2 separate regions of the Homo sapiens genome follow, and region 1 is linked to region 2. Evidence: chromatin loops called from intact Hi-C (ENCODE). Cell type or tissue: GM12878. All regions are shown on one strand. Links, peaks and the distances in the headings refer to the core of each region. The heading gives the core; the rest is flanking DNA. Region 1 holds the start of LOC107984788 (a long non-coding RNA gene). Region 2 overlaps PCAT29 (prostate cancer associated transcript 29).

What was found. Hi-C counts contacts between places; a loop is a spot of excess contacts. Peaks named below come from ENCODE experiments on the same cell type or tissue, not always from the same donor. Only the 100,000 strongest peaks of a DNase experiment are listed, where the experiment ranks them.
Region 1: it touches region 2 in a loop (5-fold over the local background); 4 of 110 quality-filtered maps call a loop at or near these places.

The regions. Positions count from the first base shown.
Region 1 is chr15:69,751,767-69,759,391 of GRCh38, forward strand. LOC107984788 (a long non-coding RNA gene) reads left to right here and starts at 183. Exons shown (of 3, transcript XR_001751592.3): 1 at 183-750; 2 at 4,390-4,440. In GM12878, for the core only: no CTCF peak of the experiment used is centred there; a DNase peak (open chromatin) is centred at 4,015.
Region 2 is chr15:69,676,456-69,684,080 of GRCh38, forward strand. It overlaps PCAT29 (prostate cancer associated transcript 29), which reads left to right. Exons shown (of 4, transcript NR_126438.1): 3 at 1,091-1,185. Among named protein-coding and RNA genes, the nearest start is that of PCAT29, 88 kb to the left of the region's middle. RefSeq lists enhancers at 3,121-3,410, 3,459-3,628. In GM12878, for the core only: no CTCF peak of the experiment used is centred there; a DNase peak (open chromatin) is centred at 3,346.

The DNA of each region.
Region 1 (7,625 bases), core at 2,477-4,976, 75 kb after region 2:
ACATAATAGCCCATTTCAGCCGTAGGCCCGGAAGCACGGCCATCATTCTTTTGCTCACTTCAACCCCAGTGGCCTCCTCCCCTCTGTGGCTTTCCCCCATCCCCTGCCCTGATATTAATTGGCCTGTAAGTGGTTACATGTGTTTCTTTTTATGTGTCAGTTGGAACCCGTTATTTGAACTTCACAGCTATTTGGGAACACAGAAAGGATTCTCTGGGCCCGAGTTGGAAAATGGAACCATCTAGAACATGTCACATTTGCTTCTACCTCCTGTTTTTTTTTTTTTTTTTCTTCCTCTATGCCTTGAGGTCTTGATATCTCCCACCCTCACTCCTATTCTATCTCCACTCCTCTGAGTTAGGTCTACCCTAACTTTTTAGACCATGGACATTCACAGCCAGGAGGGACCTTAGGGAGCCTACAAACTTTTCTTCTACAATCTATAGCTTCTTGTTTTAAAGTTAGAGAAACTGAAGCCTAAGAGAGGAAAGCAATTTTTTTTTAATGAAAGTAACATCTGTTTCAGGTCTATTAGGTACAGGTTTCTTACATGTGTTCTCTCATTTTATCCTCAAAATAACTGAGTTAGGAATCACATTGCCATTTTTCAGATGATGAAATGGAGACTCCTGGAGACAAAGCAGAAAGGATGCTTGGGGCGGATTGCCTAGGATTATATTCCATCTCCAGCACTTACCAGCTGTGTGATCTTGGGCAAGTGGTTTACCTTCTCTGTGCTTCAAGTTGCTGGTCAGTAATGGGGCTAACAAAAGTGGCTACTTCAAAATGTTATTATGAGGATTAAATTAAATGATTTTTGGGTACCTAGAACAGTGTCTGGTACACAGAAAGCACTTGTTAAATGTTAGCTGCTGCTGCTCTGAGAGGCAGTGCAGTGCAGCACAGTGGTTTAGCACACTGCTTCTGGAATGAGATGTTCTTGGTTTGAATCTCAGCACACCAGTTACTAGCTATATGAACTTGGGTAAATTACTTATGTTCTCAGTGACTAGTCTCATCTACAAAATAGGAATATTCCTGATGATTGGTTCCTCAGTGAAATGGTTAGCTTCCCACATTATTACCTTGCAGTGAGTTCTGCCAACTGAAAAGCCCTTTTCAACCCTATGGAGCTTTTCATCAGATCTTTAGTGACCCATTTTAAACGTGAGTAGACTTCAAAAAATTACAAGTTACATCATCACAGAGATGAGAAGATATTGCATCTAAGAAAATAAAAATGAATGTAAAAAGAAAGAGTGGGGATCAAATGAGAATAAGACAGAGCTCTTGAAAATTAAAATTAATAGTCCAAAAAAAACCTTAAAAAATAACACATTTGATAGATGAGGAGAATGCTCAGAAAGTAAAACAAAAAGATAAACAGATTGGAAATAGGAAAGAAAGATAAGAAAATTGGAGGATCCATCAAGGATATCCAGCATCCAAAAAGTTAAACGTCCCAAAAAGAGAAAAATGGAGAAAACAAGGGGAAGAAAATATTCAAGGAAAAATACAAAAATAAAATTCCCACAACTGAAGCCATGAGCTTACTTATCGGAATCTACCACATGCTAAACACAGCAAATGACAAAAAGATCCACATCGAGGCAAATTATTAGGAAATTTCAGAATACCATAGATCAAGAAAAAATATCAAAAGCTTCCAGAAAAGAAAAACGAAAAGCAAATAAAAACAAAAACATATATAAAAGATCAGGGTACAGGATGGCGTTGGATTCCTCAACAGTGGCTCAGGAGGCTGACTGAGGCTGTAGAATTCTATACCCAGCCAAACTATTAATTGAGTGTGAGCTTCTCAGCAGCAACACTGAAAACTACAAGCAAAGAAGCAGTATCTTTAAAATTCTGAAGAAAAGTGACTTGTGAAATAGAATTTATGCCCAGCCAAATAGCAACCCACAAGAGCGCTAAAGAATTTTTTAAATGACAGTCCCCCCACATTTTCCTTGCATTCTCCTTGTCTCAGGATGCTGCTGGAGGGACTGTTCTGCTAAAATGAGGCGGTCAACCAAGAAAGAGGAAGACATAGAATCTGCAAAGCAGATGACCTGGTGGAGGAAAAACTGAAGGGATATTAGGATTGTGTGGAGAGATGCTAGGTTTGCAGCAGGGCCCAGGCACAGAGCACCATCTCTTCCTGTCAACAAGGCCCCACTGTACTGTCGCTGGTGCTGTGGATCCCCTGAAAGCAGACTGACTCTCATTCCAGCCCCATCTGTCTTCCCCAGCTACCTCACCCACTGCAGCTCCAAGGCCAGTCTCCTTGCACACCCTCCACAGGGCACATGGAGACTTCTGGAGTCCTCCATGCATCACAGGAATTGAGGAAGACTCTGGCATTCTGTCATCTGCTGTGTTGGTTTAAATGCCCCAGCCCAGTTGCCTCATCTTTTAAAAAGGATAATAATTAGCACCAATGTCACAAGGCCAATGTGAGAGTTTATATTTGCAAAGCACTTAGAATGACATCTGTCACATAGTAATGCAATATCGGTATTTGTTAAAATACATTATGTAATGATGTGAAGGTGAAATAGTAGTAGGCTAGAAATGTGTCACTTTAAACTTTAAAAGCTATGGCAAGTTCATCATCTCCCATTGGTCATGTATACCTAGACACTCCCAAATGGACCTTCCTAAAAGCACTTCAACTTGTGATGCCAGTGCAAGTCTGGCCACATTGATTCCTGCTGAACATAGGTTAGTGATTCCTCCTTGCTCTGTGGAAGAGGTCAGGGTTCTATTCTCAGGCCACTAGGATCTGCTCTGCTGTCCCCTCCAGAGTCACCTTGAACCAACCCTTCCTTCCCACTTGTCCTCCAGCTCTGGAAACTTTCTTCAGCATCCTTTCATAAACTGTGCTCCCTCTTGCTTCAAGACCTTCACCCAAGCTATTCCTTGTGTCTGCGTGGCTCCTCCTGCCACTATCTTCTCCTTCCTTTAGCCAGCTCCTGCTCACCCCTTGAATCTTGTCTGGGTTATCATTTTTTGCAAAGAAGTCTTCCCCAGACCCAAAAGAGATGATAAATCCCGTGATGCATTCTCATCCATGTTACGTTTAATTCTTACATTCAGCATGACCTGCAATTGTTTGGGTCATCCATCCATCCATCCATCCATCCAACAAATGCTTATTGAATGTCTATTGTATGCCAGGTACTTTTCTTGGCCTTAACCATATAGCAGTGAACCAAACAGACAGAACCCCCTTGCCCTGGTCTCTAGCAGTTATTTGATGTATATGTGTTACAAAGCAATCTCAAAACAGATATACCCAATTTGGGGCCCAGCTCTATCACTTCTGTTTCATAAACAATAGAATTTCTTTTCTCGTGTCCACTCTGTGCTGGGCTCCTGCAGTACAGACATAAAAGAGATAATTACCACACGTTTGTCTTTGAGAAAGTTACTTAATGCCTCTGATCCTAATTTCCTATATGAAAATTTTCTCTGCCACCTTTGAGGGGCCATGAGGATTAAATTACTGGACAGTTCTCTCTGTTCATGTAAAAGGGCTGTCGCATATGCAGTTGAACAGCAGAAGCCTCTTAAACAACCTGAGATCAACCATCAAAAACACAAGAGCAAGACTCCTAAGCAGTTCTTTGCTTACCACTATATTCCTAGTGTCTAACAGGTACCTGGAGGAAAGCAGTCTTTAATATATTATTTGTTAAGAAATAAGCCAATGAAATACTGCTACCTTCCCTAGAAAGATGATGGATTGAAGGCACAATCCTACTCCTATGAAACTCATGAAGATCTCCTCGAGCAATGGCAGGAAACAGAGCTGCTGACTAGCAGTTTCGCGGGAGGTTAAAAGAAGAGAAGCCCCACCCAGGCGGAAGGTCGCTGCGGTTTCTTTGGTGAATGATCCGTGCCCCAGCTCTCCCATTTAGACCCTAGTTAATCTGGCTACCCTTGTAACCAGGCCAGCCCTCTAGAATAACAGAGCCTGAAGTGAGGAGGTGGGAGGAACATTCATGAGTGGGTAACCCTGTGACTAATCCAGAGAAACAGTTTCAAGACTGGTGGTTCACCCCAGCCTTGTTTGTGTCTAATTTCCCCAGGGGCAAATCAGCCCCTTCATTTCACTCTGAGGTTTAGGGTTTCCCCTAGAGCTCTTGGTGAGACTCAGCCAGGATGTTTTGCATAAGTGTGGGAAGTCTTGGAGGTGGAAGTAGGAAATGGGGTGGAGAGTAAAGGTGAGACTGGATGGGGGGCACTCTGTCCATCCCCACTTCTGAAAAGCTTTGGCATAATTCAAATCAATTGTTTCTTCCCAGGCTATTTTGCAGAAGAATTAACACCAAAGGAGACAGAAGAATTGAGCCTTTTAAAACAAGTTTTTGTTTTTTTTTCCAGGAGAAAGGTGGGGAGAAAAATAAGAGCTGGAAAACACATGGCCCTAAACAGGTGAGAAGTAATAGGCCCTATCTTTTGTATCTGGGCCAGCCATAATTCTTGACAAATAGTGTGCATTTCACAAATGTTCATCAGTGAGTTGAAAGAACATGGGCTCTCAAAGCAGATCCACCTGGTTTGGGGCCTGGCTCTATCACTTCTGTTTCATAAACGGTGGCCTTTTTTTCCATGTGTCCACTCTGTGCTGGGCTCCTGCAGTACAGACACGAAGGAGGTAATTACTGCACATTTGTCTCTGAGAAAGTCACTCAAGGCCTCTGATCCTCATTTTTCCTATATGAAAATCTTCTCTGCCTCCCTTAAAGGGCCATGAGGATTACGCTGGACAGTGCTCTGTCCGTGACAAAGGGCTGTGGCATCTGCGTGCAGTTAAACAGCAGAAGCCCTCTTGAGCAACCTGCAATGGACCAGCTTGCTAGATTAATGTAGACTCTCCACACTACTCAGCTAGCACTGTGCCCATGCCTGGGATACACTAAACCCTTGAAGCTAGCAGCTCCAACTGAAGCTTCTCTCCAGTTTTCCTGGGCACATATGTTTCCATTGGTTGAGCTGTGTGTGCTTACTGAGGGCTATTTGTATTTCTTCTCAACCTGTACCTGTTACTCTGATTAAATAATGCAATCCATCATTTCATAATGCAATGAAATATGAGTGCAAAAACGTAGAGTTGTTTCTTTGCAAGCTAAAGTGAGTGCTTTGGAGAGAATCAATGCATGCTATAACGGAACAACCTCCTGGTGAATTCAGTGTAAGTGCGATAACTATAAAGGTTAGAGGAAAAAACAACAAAATAGAGTCTTTGGCATTCAGTTTTATATTCTCTTTCACTTTAAAGAAACAGAGACTACATATTGTTGGTGCTACCTCGTGGGCGTGATTTATCTGGGGAAGAATTCCAAACAGCCAACCCAGAGAATCCCCCATTTTCTATGACTGTCTTGGGAAAGTGGGTCTGACAAAGCTGAATCTCATCAGATTCAAGAGGGGGTGTTCGGTGGCTTTAATGCTTCTCCGTAAAGTGGATGGGAGAGTGTCAGGGCTAACTCAAGCCACAAAGGGTTCTGAGAACCTCAGAGCTGGGAAGGGCTTCATGTTCACTGGGCCCAGGCATCCCCTGGGGTGGGCACCTCCACCGCAGTCCCACTGCCAGGTGGCTGCCCAGGCTCCTGACTGATGCCCCAGTGACTCAACACCACTGAGACCTGGTTCGGTTTGAGTCGTATTCTGGTAAGCGTGCCTGACTCACTCTGCTCTCCCTTCTCTGTGCTCCTTGATGTACCCTCCTTTACCCCCAGGTGAAAAAGCTCCATTAACTTTGTCACAGCAGGTCCAGAAAGAAGCTAACACTGTAATATGAATTAGCTTAATATATTCTCAAGGTACCTATTTTCCCAGCAGGACAAGGCCTGCTTATCCTTTCAGATAATTCTTCATTCTTTCCTAGGGCCTTCCCATCTCTCCTAGCCCCAAGATCCAGGTCCTTCATCCAAAAGACCTACCCTAGGCCCCATTTCTGCACATTTCCGGCAAGATTCTGCCTGATCACTGCCTCAAGTTGATAGGACAAAATATTGTACCTGGGATCAATAAAAATTCTAATTCTAGCACTTTTTTTTTTTTTTTTTGAGACGGAGTTTTGCTCTTGTTGCCCAGGTTGGAGTGCGATGGCGTGATCTCGGCTCACTGCAACCTCCGCCTCCTGGGTTCAAGTGATTCTCCTGCCTCAGCCTCCCAAGTAGCTGGGATTATAGGCAGCTGCCAACATGCCTAGCTAATTTTTGTATTTTCAGTAGAGATGGGGTTTCACCATGTTGGTCAGGCTGGTCTCGAACTCCTGACCTCAGGTGATCTGCCTGCCTTGGCCTCCCAAAGTGCTGAGATTACAGACATGAGCCACTGTTCCCGGTCTAATTCTAGCACTTTCTAACTCTTAGACCTTGGCTTACATAATTAATGTTTCTAAAAGCTGTGATTTTTTTCATTTGCATAATGGAAATTGAAATAGCTCATTGTGATGGTTCTTCATTCAACATGTTTTTAAAGTCCCTACGAGGTGCTCAAGCACTCTGCTGCTGTGATACTGTGGGTACATGACTGGGAAAGCCAGAGGCCATCTGATACAGCCACAGGAATGAAGCTTTGCTGGTTGATAGATGGGATAATGCAGGGGTTGGCAAACTTTTTCTGTAAAGCGCCAGATAGTAAATATTTTAGGCTTTATTCTGCCATAGTAGTGCAAAAGCAGCCATAAACAATATATAAACAAATGGGTGTGGCTCTGTGCCAATAAAACTTCACAAAAAACAAGCAGCAGGCTTTGGCTTGTAGGAAGTAGTTTGCCTACTGCTGGGCTAAAGGTTAATGTTTGTGGATTGAGGGTCAGTTCCAGATCACTCCAAGAAGGTGGCTTCAGATGATGAACATGTGGACTTAGGCTGGCATGCTGGGAGTTCTTCAGGAGGGCCTCCAAATGCATCATTCCTCTTGCTTATGCAGAGCTGGACGGGTTAGATCTCAAGCTGGCTTAATTAACTTTCCAGGCCTTCTTCCTTAATGGCAAAGTACAAATTCAGTAGCATTCAGTGGCCCCTTATAACAGACACAGTAAGTATGACAAAGATACAACCCAGCCTACACTACTGGGATGACAGGGAAAAGTCATCCCAGCAGGGTTTAACTAGTGGTTTCCCAAACTTGAACACTCATTGAATCACTCAGGATGCTTGTTAAAAATACAGATTCCTGGACCCCTACTTTAGAATGATTATTTCAAGCTATAGAGATGACCTGGGGATTCTGGACCATTAGCATGTGGACCAGATGATTTTAAAGGAGGGAAACTCAGAGTTAGGCCCCTTTTAGCTGTGACATACAGTGGTTATCAAAAGAGTAAAGGAAGCCTGTCTGCCCTTGCTGGGCTGTGGTGGGACAGAGAATGGTGGTGGTGGGGATCGTTATCTTGTCTGCAAAGACGTGGCAGGATGTGGTTGACCTGAACTTCCTGTGAATCAAGGAACCAGAGAACAGGGGGGAGAGATTCACAGCCCGGCAGTAGGCTCAGCCCACATGCCTAGAGTGTGCTCAGTGGGTACTGGGAAATGAGAGCCTGGCCCCACCTCTTCTCCGTGACCTTGGGCAGGTCACTTCACCTCTCAGAGTGTCAGTTTCCTCAT
Region 2 (7,625 bases), core at 2,335-4,834:
CTGCCACTCAATTGTTGTGCGACCTAGGGAGTGGCTGAATCCTTTTGAACCTCGCTTTTCTTATCTGCAAAATGGGGAGAGCAACAACCACCTCTCAAGGTTGTTTCAGGATCAAGGCAGATAACATATGTGAAAGTGCTTTGCAAATCACAACGTATGGTATAAACATGAAGCATCATTACTTTCCAGTGTTCTTAACTTCTTTGTGTAGTTTTCCCTGCCAAAGGCTTCTGTCTTGAGCTCGCATGGCAATTTGCTCACAGAGCCATGAACGTATTGTATTGTGCCGAACTTATATTTTAACATGTCTGCTGGCTTGCACTGTTTGTGAGTGCTTGGAGGGCAGGGACCACACCTATGTGATCTTGGCACCTCTTGCCTTCAGCCAGTGTCTGAAGTAGGTGCCCAGCATGTGTTTGTTGATGAAGGGGTAGACACTTAGCAAGTACTCAGTAGATTCATGTAATATAAATAAATAATTAGCCAGGAGCAGCAATGGGCTGGAACTTCTGTAGACTAGTGGTTTTCAACTGGGAACAATTTTGTCCCCTTCCTCCCAGTGGGTATTTGGCAATCGGAAGATGTTTTTGGTTGTCATAACTTGGGGAGTGCTACAGATATCTAGTGGGTAGAAGCCAGGGATGCTGGTAAACATCCTACAATGACCAGGACAACCCCCTACAACAAACAATTATCCAGTCTAGAATGTCAAGAGTGCCATTGCCTAGAAACCCTGCTGTAAGCTCTCTTTTTAAACAGTCCTGAGAAATAAGTCCTGTGAGTCCAGAATTGGAAGGGAAGCTTAGACTTTGGGTTTAAAAATGATGTCTTGATTATCTTTGATGAATGGAAGGGGGTGGAGATATGGTAGCTAATGATGAAGATTCTGAAAATTATTACTAGCTGGGGGTGGGAGAGGAGAGAGACTTTGGAAAATGTCCAGCTGAAGAAGAGAAGAGGGTTGGCATCGGACAGGATAGGGTGGGGCCCTAGTGTGCTGGGAGGCACTGAAGGAACCTCTGAGTAGAGAAGTTAAGCATGTGTGCTGAGCTCTATGATTGTCCATTAATTCCCTGTCCTCCTTCTGCAGGAGGCACCTGTTGAATTCAGGCATCGGCATGTGACTTGATTTGGTCAATGAAATGTGAGAGAAGTGACATCCACTTTGAGGCAGGCACTTTCCGAGTGAGTATGTACTTCCCCATGTTCCCCAGTGTGGTTGCTTAGCCCAGAATGAGATAACAGCAACATAGAGCATGACCTGTAATTGCCGTGAAGATGAGAGAGAAACAGACCTGGAATGCCTTACACCACTGCAGTTTTTTGGATTATGTTTTATTGCACCATAATCTATCCTATCTTGAGAATGTACTATATTGGGGCTGACGTAGCTGGCAATCCTGTGTAACTGAAGATCAGCTCATCTTTCCTTTCCCCTTTGAATTGGTTTGCACAGGGATCTCTGAGGTGTCTTGGCTAGAGAAGACAAATGCCAAGTGACTAGGACCCCTAATTGTTGTCAACGAAAAGAGTCAGACTCTGTAATGTATTTGGAGGGGTTTATTCTGAGCCAAATATGAGTGATCAATGGCCTGTGACACAGCTCTCAGGAGATTCTGAGAACATGTGCCCAAGATGGTCAGGCTACAACTTGATTTTATACATTTTAGGAGGACATAAATCATCAATTAATATGTGTAAAATACATTGGTTCAGTCGGGAAAGGTGGGACAACCTAATTCAAAGATTTTCTGATTGGTAATTGGTTGAAAGAATTATTATCTAAAGACTTGGAATCAATAGAAAAGAATATCTGGGTTTACGATAAGGGGTTGTGGAGACCAGAGTTTTATCATGCAGATTAAGCCTCCAGGTAGGAGGCTTCAGAGAGAATAGATTGTAAATGTTTTTCTTTCTTTCTTTCTTTCTTTCTTTCTTTCTTTCTTTCTTTCTTTCTTTCTTTTCTTTTCCTTTCCTTTCCTTTCCTTTCCTTTCCTTTCCTTTCCTTTCCTTTCCTTTCCTTTCCTTTCCTTTCCTTTCCTTTCCTTTCCTTTCCTTTCCTTTCCTTTCCTTTTTCCTTTCCTTTCCTTTCCTTTCCTTTCCTTTCCTTTCCTTTCCTTTCCCTTTCCTTTCCTTTCCTGTCTTGCTCTGTTGCCCAGGCTGGAGTGCAGTGGTGCAATCTCGGCTCACTGCAACCTCCACCTCCTGGGTTCAAGCGATTCTTGTGCTTCAGTCTCCTGAGTAGCTGGGATTACAGGTGTCTGCCACCATGCCCAGCTAATTTTTGTATTTTTAGTAGAGATGGGGTTTCACCATGTTGACTAGGCTGGTCTGGAACTCCTGACCTCAAGTGATTCACCTGCCTCAGCTCCCAAAATGCTGGGATTACAGGCATGAGCCACTGCACCCAGTCAAGAATAGACTGTAAATGTTTCTTATCAGATTTAAAGAGTCTTCTATCAGTAATTCCAAAAGGGAGGAGGGTATAATGAGGCATGTCCAGCTCTCTGTTCCCATCATGTCCTGAATTCATTTTTCAGGTTAACTTTGGAATGCCCTTGGCCAACAGGAGGGGTCCATTCAGATGGCTGGGGGAACTTAGAATTTTATTTTTGGTTTATACAGTCCATCTGCATTCTCAAAGCTCCAGGAGGCAGGAGCCATGGTGGGTCCAGGGGAAGGCAACTGACACTCCAAAACTCCCTTCTCACTGCTGCTTCAATGCCAGCTTCACAGAAAGATATATGATGGTTCTATTTATTTAGTTATCACAAATGTCACTATTATCACAGAAGACATTAATTTTTAAAAGAAAAGGAAGAAAATATGTCACATTTCTGTTTTGTGCATATGCTGATTGAATGAAAAGTTTATATCAGATGCCAACTTAAAATAAGGACATATAAATATTTAATTGTTTATATGTATGTATACATTGCTGTATAGACAATATTTATCTATACAGTTATAGAGCACTGATTCTCAGCTGAGGGGTGATTTTTACTTTCCAGGGAGACATTTGGCAATATCAGGAGACATTTTTGGTTGTCCCAGCTGAGGGCTTGGGGGTACTCCTGGCATCCAGTGGGTAGAGGCCTGGGATGCTGCTAAGCATCCTTCAGTGTACAGGGCAGTCCATATTATCTGAACTGTGCTGAGGTTGGGAGAGCCTGGCCTGGATGTACATCTAAAGCCAGGAGTTCTGGGGCTGTTTTGTGTGAAGCCATGAGTGCTGGCATCATTCTTCAGAGCATCATTGACACACATCTGCTTGATTCATTTCACGTCCCCACCTTGGCTGACTCATCTAGAAGAAACCACAAGTCACAGATCAGCGAGGGGCCAGCCCTCACGGTCCTTACAAGACAGCCTCGATGGCACTGGGGTTCCCCTGGGAACACACATGGTCAAGCATAGCTGCCTTGCTCAGCTCTCAGGATGACAACTATTTACACCTAGTGTGCTTTATAGCACACCTGGGATGGGAGTTGCAACGGCGGAAAGGTAACGGTGTGGGAGGAAGGGAGTGAGAAGGGGAACCGGAGAAGGGAGGGCCAGTCATGTTAGTTTTATGAAGATATGACAATTAGCGCATCATTTAAAACATTGCTCATAAGGATTGCTTATGCACAATTTGTCTATATATGAAGATATTGAGATATGTGATTTTATAGCTACAGCTATATGTAATATATGTGTGTGTGTGTGTGTATACACACATTAGTAATGAGGTGAAACATTTACTGTCCTAACAGCTGGAACTAACATTCCACATGGAATGGGAACTGACTTTGAGACACTTTCTGGATAAGTCACTGGACTGGAGAGAGAAACTTGGAGGGCAAATGCCCCAGCTGGACTCCCAGAGAATAAGCTAGCTTGTTGCTGAAGATGGAAACCTTCTCACTTTTGCTCCTGAGAGGGGAGATTAGAAAAAAAAATAGAAAGGAAACAAAAAACAGAGAAAAAGAAGGAGGAAGACAGAGTAGCCAGAAAGATGATGAGATGCTAGGATGCTTTATGGGTGGCAGAGCCCGTGAGAAATGTGTGGTGGGTTTTGGGGACGGGGTGAAGTGGGAAGGCCTTTAGGAAGCAGACTGTGGTGCTACTTTGCCACTTTTCTAAGTGGGAGAGAAAAAAAGAATGAGAGTGTGGCCCTAGAACATTTGTCATGCAGTGTGCTCAGAGCTATATTAGGATGTCTTTCCTGTCCTGTCTGATGCTCTATGTGGCAGGTTTGAGCTGCCCAGGGAAGAGACTCAGCCTCCAGGGCCCTCTCTTCCCCTGTGCCCTGCTCCATACCTCCATGTGGTGCATGAGGGAGGGCCCAGGAGGCTGAGGCCATGCTGGGGCCCTAAGCTCTGGCCTAACCAAGTGAAGTCTCAGGGGAGACCTTGAACCATAAGGCAGGGTTTAGTGTTTCCAGCCACACGGATCTAGATGTTAAGGAAGCTAGGGAGCTCCAGCTGACAGGTGGGGAACCAGACTTACTCCACCAAACGATTAGACCAGATGCCAACTCATTTCCAGATCTCATTGCCAAAGATACTAGAAAAGCCCTTAGGTAAAACAAAGCGAGGAATTGGAGGCAGACACAAATCCACCAAGTGGAGAATCCACACACTTGCAGCAATGACACTAATGCTTTGAAGGAGGCAAATTTCTCAGACTTGTCACATATTTATTTGCAGTTTCAGTCTCTAGAGATTCCAGAGTCTGGGATCTGGACTGGGGTGAAGGGAGGCATGGTTTTGCCACAGCCTGCCCTGTACTGCTGAATTCTCCTGCGCGTGCTCAAGTGCTTGCAAATGAAAGGTCATCTGGGCCTTGATCAGTCGTGTGGCCTGTGGATGGTGAGCAGCCTGGCAAAGGCAGAGGTCTGTGAGGTGGGGGCAGTGGGGCTCCGTGGGCAGGTTTGCCATGCCTGAGCACCAGGTCCCTACTCTGACACAGGCACACCACAGAGATATTGCAGGTTTGGTTCCAGGCTACCACAATAAAGCAAATATCACAATAAAACAAGTCACACAATTTTTTTGGTGTCCCAGTGCATATAAAAGTTGTGTCTGCATGATACTGTTGTCTATTAAGTAAGCAATAGCATTGTCTAAAAAACAATGTACATACCTTAATTAAAAATACTTTATTGATAAAAAATGCTAACGATCATCAGAATCTTCAAGTCGTCATAAACATTTTGCTGGTGGAGGGTCTTCCTTCAGTGTTGATGGCTGCTGACTGATCTGGGTGGTGGTTACTGAAGATTGGGATGACAGTGGCAATTTCTTAAAGGACAAAAACAATGAAGTTTGTTGCATCAATTGACTCTTCCTTTCAAAAAAGATTTCTCTGTAGCTTTTGACAACATTTTATCCACAGCAGAACTTCTTTCAAAATTGGAGTCAATCCTCTTAATCCCTGCTCCCGCTTTATCAACTAAGTTTGATATTCTAAATACTTTGTTGTCATTTGAACGATGTTCATAGCACCAGTAGATTCCACCTCAAGAAACCACTTTCTTTGCATATCTGTCAGAAGCAACTCCTCATCTGCTGAAGCTTTATCATAAAATTGCAATGATTCAATGTCATCTTTAGGCTCCACTTGTCATTTTATGTCTCTGCCACTTCTGCAGTTACTTCCTGCACTGAAGTCTGAAGCCCTCAAAGTCATCCATGAGAGTTGGAATCCACTTCTTCCAAACTCCTGTTAATGTTGCTATTTTGACCACGTTCTATGAATCACAAGTGTTCTTATGGCATCTAGAAGGGGAAATCCTTTCCAGGAAGATTTCAATTTATTTTTCCTAGATCCTTCCAAGGAATCACTATCTATGACTGCTAAAACTTTTAAAAAATTATTTCTTAAATAATAAGACTTGAAAGTTGAAATTACTCTTTGAGCTAAGGGCTGAGATTGGATGTTGTGTTAGCAGGCATGAAAACAACATCAATTGTACATCTCTTTATACATCTCCATCAGAGTTTTTGGGTGACCAGGTCCATTGGCAATGAACAGTCATATTTTGAAAGGAATCTTTTTTTCCTGAGCAGTAGGTCTCAAAATTGGGCTTAAAATATTCAGTAACCCATGTTGTAAACCAATGTGCTGTCATCCAGGCTTTGTTGTTCCACTGATAGAGCACAGGGAGAGTAGATTTAGCATCGTTCTTAATGGCCCTAGGATTTTGGTGATGGTAAAGGAGGAGCATTGGCTTCAACTTAAAGTCACCAGCTCCATTAGCCCCTGATAAGAGAGTCAACCTGTCCTTTGCCATGGAAGTCAGGCACTGACTTTTCTTTTCTTTTCTTTTCTTTTTTTTTTTTTTAATTATTTTGAGATGGAGCCTCACTCTGTTGCCCAGGCTGGAGTGCAGTGGCATGATCTCATCTCACTGCAACCTCTTGCCTCCCGGGTTCAAGCAATTCTCCTGCCTCTGCCTCCCGAGTAGCTGGGACTACAGGCGCATGCCACCACGCCCGGCTAATTTTTGTATTTTTAGTAGAGATGGGGTTTCACCATTTTGGTCAGGCTGGTCTTGAGCTCCTGACCTTGTGATCCACCCGCCTCAGCCTCCCAAAGTGCTGGGATTACAGGAGTGAGCCACCATGCCCAGCCGACTTTTCTTTATCTATGAAAGTCTTGGATGGCAACTTCTTCCAAGAGTAGGCCGTTTCATCTTCATTGAAAATCTGTTGTTTAGTGTAGCTACTTTCATCAGCCATCTTAGCTAGATCTTCTGGATAACTTGCTGCAGCTTCTCTGTCAGCACTTGCTGCTTCACCTTGCACTTTTATGTTCTGGAGATGGCTTCTCTCCTTAAACCTCATAAACCAACCTCTGCTAGCTTCCAACTTTTCTTCTACAGCTTCCTCAGCTCTCTCAGCCTTCATAGAATTGAAAGAGGATTAGGCTCTGGATTAGGCTTTGGCTTAAGGGAATGTTGTGGCTGATTTGATCTTTCATCCAGACCACTCAGACTTTATGTCAGCAATAAGGCTGTTTCACTTTCTTATGATTCGTGTGTTCACTGGAGTAGCACTTTTCATTTCCTTCAAGAATTTTTCCTTTGCGTTCACAACTTGGCTGTTTGCTGTGAGAGGTCTAGCTTTCAGCCTCTCTTGGCTTTTGACGTGCCTTCCTCACATGCTTCATCTTTTCCAGCTTTTGATTGAAAGTGAGAGACTGTGACTCTTTTTTCCACTTGAATACTTAGAGGCCATTGTAGGGTTATTAATTGGCATAATTTCCATATGTATGTGTTTCAAGGAATAGGAAGGCCCAAGGACAGGGACAGAGACAGGGATTGGCCAGTAGGAGCAGTCAGAACACACGCGACATTTATCGAGTTCACTGTGGGCGTGGTTCATGGCACTCCAAAATAATTACAATAGTGACATCAAAGATCATTGATCACAGATCACTATAACAGATGTAGTAATAATGACTAAGTTTGAATTATTGTGAGAATTACCAAAATGTGACAACAGAGACACAGAGTGAGCACAATCTGTTGGAAAAATAGCTCTGATAGACTTGCTGTATGCAGGATTGCCACAACCTCCAAATTGTACAATTGCAACATCTGCTGAGCACAATCAAGTGAGTTCAGTAATATGAGGTGT